Linked DNA regions of Homo sapiens: region 1 is linked to region 2. Evidence: chromatin contacts called from ENCODE Hi-C or POLR2A ChIA-PET data. All regions are on one chromosome and are shown on one strand. The core of a region is the stretch at or near the end of the contact, and the rest is flanking DNA. Distances in the headings are between cores, read along the strand shown. Region 1 has its middle 120 kb from the start of CASC18. Region 2 holds the start of CASC18 (cancer susceptibility 18).

Region 1 (3,542 bases), core at 496-2,995, 120 kb after region 2:
CTTCCCTTACACAAGACCTGCATGGAAGGGGCGTGGGGGTAGAGCAGATCCAACACTGACTTGGGGTTCAGAAGGCCCTAAGTTCTTTCCTGGCTCAGTGCCCTGCCAGCTGTGGCATCTTTGAAAATAAACTCTCTGAACCCTGATTCCTTCTGTTGTCAGTGGAGAAAATGATACCTACTGCATAGGTTGGTTAAGGGACTGAATGAGGTACCTTATAGGAAGCATTTAGCAAAATCTGCACACAGTAGGCATTAATAAGTGTTAACCCCCTTCTCCAACTATCCTTCTATAACTCCCTTCTTAATTTTGTCATCCAGTTGTTTCATGTACTGGGTTTTACGTCTCCAACTAAGTGGTGAATTCCTTCAGGGCAAGGGTTATGTCTTTTACTGTCTTGGTTTCTTCATTCAGTCATTCAACATGTACAATTTACTTGCAGTTGATATTATGGCTTTGAGCACTTGGGAGAAAAAATGAATACAAATGGTTGTTTTTCTTTAAAAAAAAGATCCTGCACGGGCAATCTATGTGTGAGGCTATGTCAAATTCAGTATATACATCAGGAAAAAAATGTTGCCTGGTAAAGGCCAATAAGCATGTGACATTGTCAGACGCTGGGTCAGCACACTGAATAGTTCAAAGGAGTTATTCCCAGAAGATTTCTCACTTCCTTCCCTCAGTTATTGAATACATTGCCTTAACCTCTACCCTTAGCATCAATCATCTTTGCTTTTTACACATTTTAGAGTAATAAATAGTTCAATCAGTTTCATATATTGGCTTCTCATGTTTTAAAATTTAAAAAATGTTTTCCAATTACAAAGGCAATTCATGTTCACTTATGAAAACATTTTAATAAAAAATGAGAAAAAAAGAAGATGTGTTGAAAATCATTTCTAATTTCACCATCTAGGGGTACCCATTGCTAATATTTTGATAGAAATCCTTCAGATTTTTATAATATGTGTGGAGATATATTATAAATGCTTAATAGAATTACTATATGTAATGTCAGTCTTTCATCATTCTAATTTCCACTTTGGATTTCATCCATCTCTATTTGTTTATCTGAAAACAAAGAGAAGAAGAATGTTTCTATTAAAGTGAAGCCCAGGATGGCAGTGTTTATGTGACTTGAGTTCTTGGCTAAAGCTGTGTTAGCAAGTGTACATCCTGTGTACAGAGAGGAAGGTGTGTGTGGACTTTAAACCATTCCCCAGGTATGGTTCCATGGCTTTTCCAGCCTAGCTCATTCTTATTTCTTTCTCCCTCTTGTCCTCACTCTTGGCAGTTTCTTCTCTGGTGGCCTGCTAAGAGTTACAAGTTCATTAGCAGCATCAACTCAAAGAGAGATCAAATCTGTGGAGACCCTTGCTCTTTGAGCACCTTGCCTGCAGCCCTTAAGCTGACATGCACTGCAGATGGCCCGAGCTGGGTGGAGGGCATACTGTACAGAAGGAGGATACAAGCCAAGGACATTGTGTTCTGTCTCTAATCAAACCCCATTAAGTGGCAAATTCCTCTATTCAAAAGTTTTCATAGGATGGTACTTTCAAAAGAACTCCAGCTGGTTAAACTTAGGGCCTGAAATAAATCCAGTCTAATAATTCGATCTGGCTCTGGGCCTGCCACATCCTTTCGATGGAAGAACTCAATGCATTTTCATTCATTAGGGGCCTCCTCTCAATGTTGACTCAGAGGTAGGCCACAAAATTCTTTGCTTGTGTTGGCCTTGAGAGGACTGGGTCACTTAATGAAACAAGTAGCTTCCAGTGTGTCCCTGGCTGTTAACGCAACCTCCTCATGCTTGCTGGTGCATTTTCAGAGCTTGATTGTGCAAGAAATATTGCTATTTTTGTAAATGGTTTGGCCTCTGCAGTCATTAACCTGGCATTTCTCCCCCGTGGAGGGGAAACATCATGTGTCCATTGATTCCTTCTTTTGTTTGTAAGCTGTTTGCAAAAGAAAGCCCTCAAAAAAAGTCCTTTCTCCCTGCATCTTGTCATTAGTACCAACATGGAATTTCTTCTAGTTACTTTTATCAACTTACTAAGTAATATTTTTCAGAATATTTAGCAGTATTTTCCTGGTTCTTTCAAGTCTCTTGGCTGCTGGAGTACATCGCTAGTCCTTGATCCTTTTATTGCTTAGTTCCATTCACAATTACAAGTCAGCAAATGTTTCAGAAATGCCTTCAGTGGGCAGAGACTCTGCCAGGTACTTGGGGTGAAGGGAGGTAGAAAGAAATTTCCAATTTCACAGATTAAAAAGTTGACCACACCAAGCCCTTCCTCCACTCCTCTAGGCTGAATCCTTGGCCCCCTCCTACACTTGTACCTTGATTATGATCCTTAGTGATCTCCTTCTAGGAGCTGGGTATGGCAGGCTTTCCATGTAGTAATCTCAAGCCTCCCAACTTAACAGCAAAATAGTACATTTTGATGCCATGATTACATACAGAGGGCCCAGACTAAAAATGGATAGGTTCAAATCCAAGCTCTACAATGTTTCCCAGTTACATAAATTTGTTGTGCCGCAGTTAACCCCTTTGGAAACTATAATAGCCCCTTCCTCACAGGGGCATTGTGAGGATTAAATGACATAAGGAATGTCAGGCCTCAGTGCACTTGGGACACCTAGAAGACTCATCATCAATTTTGCTATTTATTGTTGTTGTTGTTAGTGATGTGTTAAAACAGGAAAATTTAATGAATGTTTGGGATTGCAGAGCAGGAAGGTGGCTGGCCACTCCCCCAGCCCCAGAAGGCCCTGGAAGCTGGCTGGGGATAGAATTAAGAACACAGCTGAAATTAAAACCAACGGTCCCTTTTCTGCCCTCATGTCCCCCGGCTTTCTCTCAGTTTCTTGTCATTTTCCTGAAACCTCAATGGCCTGGAAAATGAGACCACGAAGGAGATCAGGGTGAGGAAGAGGGAGAGGCCACAAGGACCCCAAGTTGGAGGGAGAATGTTAATAGAAATGGTCTCTGCAGGTTGAGTCCGTCAAGCTCGGTGTGTTTGTATTAACTCCATGAATGCTTCTAAGTCAGCTTGCCATACAATTGCTAGCCTGCTCTATTAGAAGGGGGCTTTCCTGATGTTGACTTCAATTCTCTAGGCCATAGAAGTCAGGAAAGCTAAAAATGGAAACTGGCCAATCATTCATCCCCCAGGGCTGGGACCTCAGCGCTTTCTCGTCGGCTCTTCCTCTTTCACAGGGAACCACAAGGAGAAAAATCTAATCAGATTGCTGCATTCCAAAATTTGCTCAGGAGCGATAAAAATAAACTCCAAGCATCCACATATTTGATCAATTTACTTTTATCCTTTAATCGAATAAGCCTCAGCCCTGCAATCAGGAAGAAAAACATTTCGCTAAGCATTTCATTTCTCCAGTGATTCATCTAGCAGTGGTCTCAAAGTTGACAGGATGAGAATAAGGTATTTAATGCTGAAATAATTTTTATGACCACATCACAAGAGGCTGGAATGGCTTTTAAGGTACATCATATTTTAATCACAAGCACACATACAACATAC
Region 2 (3,382 bases), core at 838-3,337:
TCAGAGGAAGAGAGTTCTAAGGCTGTAGTTGCTGCTGAAGACACATAGTAAATAGGGGTTCTGCTGTTTCAAAAAAAATTCTAAAAGGGAGAAATGGGCTAAATTTATCAAGCATGCTTAAAAACAACCTGACTCATAAATTGGCTAGACCAATTTTCTACAAAAGATTCCCAGGATCATAGGCATTGGTATCACCTGCTGCACTTTTTCAAGATGTAGACTCCTGAGCCAAGCCCTGTACCTACTGGGTCAGAAGCTCTCGACATGAGGCCTGAGAAGCTTTATTTTAACAGGTATGAAAGCCACTGAGTGTTGAGACTGTCTACCCTGTTCACTGCTGTATTCCCTGCACCTAGCAGAATGTCTGAGGAGCTCAGTAAATCCTGGGTGATTAAATGGACGAACAGATGAATCAATAACATGACTCTGACAAATAGGGCAGAGTAGGAGTTCTGATTTCTGCTCTTTCTTACATATGCCTTAGGCTGCAAGTTGCCTTCTCCTCTCTTCTTTTTCCTTTTAACGCTGTCCTTAGGGTCGTCATCACCTGATTTTACTGCAGAGACTTGGTGAGGCAGAAAAAGGTGAACCCCGGGCTTTTCCCTGCCTGAGAAGTCCCAACCTGTGAGCTAGATTTATATACAGCAGTGGATTGAGCAGTGCTTCTCAATCCTGGCTGCACTTTAGAATGACCTGAGGCTTGGCCCGCACCCTAGACAAATTAAATCAGAATAACTGGAATGGAGGTCCAGGTATTGAAATTTTTCAAAAGCTCCCAAGTGATTCTGTTTCATAGTGAAGTTGAGAACCACTGGCAAACCATAATATGGATACCTCTAAAAATCTTAGTGTTGAGTGCAAAAGGTGGTAAACGATTTATAGCACGTTACTACTTAAGGATATTAAACTTTAATATACACACAAAACCAAGTTCTGTGTTTTTTGGAGATAATCTAAGGACATATAAGAAATCCCAGGAAGGAAGACAGGAGAGGGAAATGGGAGGAAACAGGAGCGAGAATAGAGAATAAATGGGGAAATATAAAATAAAACAAGACAGCGAGATTACACAGACCTTAAAGACTAAAAAGCGTGGCTCCCAAACATCAAATCACCATAGTTAGTATGAACAGGGCAGTCATGTGTACTAGACACAGTGTAATTGGTTTACACACCTTATGTCTGTTAATCTTCATAACAACTCTGAGGTAGGTGTTACTATTTAGAGTCATTTTATAGAGGAGGAAACTAAGGCTTAACCAAGATCATACAACTAGTAAGTGACAGATTTGGGTATAAGCCCTGTCTACCTGGATGGAGTCCAGGCTCTGTTTGCTCCATTCATCACCTCTTTGAGTCCTCTCGAGCACCTGCTGGAAAGAAAATGTCCTCCTCCCCAAGCCCACGTCTCTGCTAGGCAGCTCAGGAACCACCAGCACATACTTCATCCCAGCCCTTGCCAAAGATGGGAATGAGAATGACCATCCAATGTTCTGTGCCCAATGCAGAAGAAAACCTACACATACAACCTTCCTGACCTGGAAACATCCAAAATCAGCCTCAGTTTCCTAATGAGCCTTTCCCTGCCTGAAAAGTCCCAACCCGTGAGCTAGATTTATATACAGCAGTGGATTGAGCAGTGCTTCCCAATCCTGGCTGAAGACGAGCAATGTTTGTTGGGTTCAAGGAATAGAAAAAAGCCTCGCATGGCTGGAATAGAAGAGGAAGATGGTGGGTGCTGCAGCAGAGAAGGCAGGGGCTCAGAGCTCTTCACTTCCCACCAGACATTCCTTTTCCCTTGGGGATGGACTGAGCATGTGGAAGATTTTCCATGCAACTTCATATCCACTGTTCACAACACCTGCCTCTGAGGACGTGATCTTCCTACCAATCTCAGGACCTTTCAAAATTAATTATAATAAAAATGTATTTATTGAGGCAGGCATAAATATTAGTCTCCATTTTCTTCAGAGAAAACAGAAGCATACAGCGGTAGCTTGAACAAAATTTCCCAACCAGAAAGGGATGAGGGAGGAGAGACCGGAAGTACAAGCTCCTCTTATCTGAGTTGCCGCCGTCTAGAGGTGAGCTGATTTTCTGACAGCCCCTTCTCCTCTCCTCACTGGATATCCAGTTTCCAGGTAGGTCCTTCCAGGTAGGCGCCCCCCTGACCTCAATGCGTGCTCCAGCTCTGGGGTGCATTCACAGGGGTAGGACATAGAAGGTAAACTCTGACCAGCTGCATGTGCAGCTACCTCTGCAGAAAAAATCAAGAGGCGCTGGAAGCCCTTCTCCCTTTGCTTAACAACATCTCCCCTGCTGCCCCACAGCAGTATCTGAAGTTCCCCTGTTGGCTTATGGAAATAAAGGCTTTTGTTAAAATATAAATCTGTAATCTGACGGGATGTGAAAAGATTAAGGGACGGGCTGCCCAAACTTTACTGTGCTTGACACTCAACTTATAAGTGTATTGGAAATGCAGATCTTAGGTTCTTATACCACAGATTCTGATTCAACAGGCACCAAATGGGGCCCAGGTAGCTGCAATTCCAACAAACACTTCAGGTGTTTCTGATGCTCGTGTTCTCTGAATCTCGTTTTGAGAAACACTGTGTGACTATGAACTCTTCAATTAGTTAATGAGACTTGGCCCAGAGGTCAATTTTGTCTATAATGAAGCAGAGAGGAGAAAGACACAGCTGCTCCCCCTCTGACTTGGTCTTTCTCTGTCCCGTTCAAAGCTGTGTTCATAGCTCAGGGCTTTAAGAGAGAGTGTTCAGAGCCCTAACTCAGAAGGACCGCCTGGAGACCTGCCAGGGTTTTGCCTAGACACACGTCACACCTTTACAGGGGTGGCGAAGGCTTGTGCTATCTCAAGACCTCACGCAGTACTTCTCAGTTTAATGGGCCCACTCAAGAGGTAAACGTGGAAAAAGAAAAGTTATATGCACACACACCCACACCCACACCCACACCCACACACACACACACACAGAGCAATAAAACAGGAGCAATTTATTCATAAGATTCTAAGTCATGAATTGTCTCTACTTACAAAATATTAGCCTATAAATTATGATTCTGCCAAGCTTCATTTTGAACAAACCCACAATCTCAGAAACATCAGCAGTTCAACTGCAGAGAGAGATGATGAGGTGGCTTGAGAAGAGTGACAGAAATGTCTCTGGATGGGATTCTGGACCTTCTGGGAGGAGGCTTCTTTGAAGGCCACCTGGCGATCGCGTGGTTTCTGATTCTCCCCGTAGTGATCGTGCCTTCCCAGGTACTGAATGGATCTCTTTGAGCTCTTTGCGTGGCCGATGTGTGAACTTTTGGCATGGCCAGTGTGTTCAGTGGGAGTGCTGGGGTTTACAATTGGAGG

Evidence for each region. A loop is a pair of places that touch in the nucleus more often than their neighbours do. ChIA-PET counts read pairs that join two places held with the same protein, here RNA polymerase II (POLR2A). Pooled maps may share reads with other maps.
Region 1: a map of gastrocnemius medialis shows a loop between it and region 2 (2.1-fold over the local background). The contact joins the enhancer-like site here to the promoter of CASC18 in region 2. A Hi-C loop is called at or near these places in 3 of 168 maps with a recorded cell type or tissue (aorta, endothelial cell of hepatic sinusoid and gastrocnemius medialis) and 6 of 50 pooled maps. POLR2A ChIA-PET finds 5 or more read pairs at or near these places in 1 of 52 experiments (BJ).

What each region holds. Positions count from the first base shown.
Region 1 is chr12:105,819,151-105,822,692 of GRCh38, forward strand. No RefSeq gene overlaps it. Among named protein-coding and RNA genes, the nearest start is that of CASC18, 120 kb to the left of the region's middle. Within about 2 kb of position 1,746, at least 9 of the 41 ENCODE cell types and tissues checked have a DNase peak (open chromatin) inside an H3K27ac peak, as active enhancers do; they include gastrocnemius medialis, where a contact is called at or near this core.
Region 2 is chr12:105,702,116-105,705,497 of GRCh38, forward strand. It overlaps CASC18 (cancer susceptibility 18), which reads left to right and starts at 2,088. Exons shown (of 5, transcript NR_110109.1): 1 at 2,088-2,141. LOC105369959 (a long non-coding RNA gene) reads right to left here. Exons shown (of 3, transcript XR_945309.3): 3 at 3,001-3,382.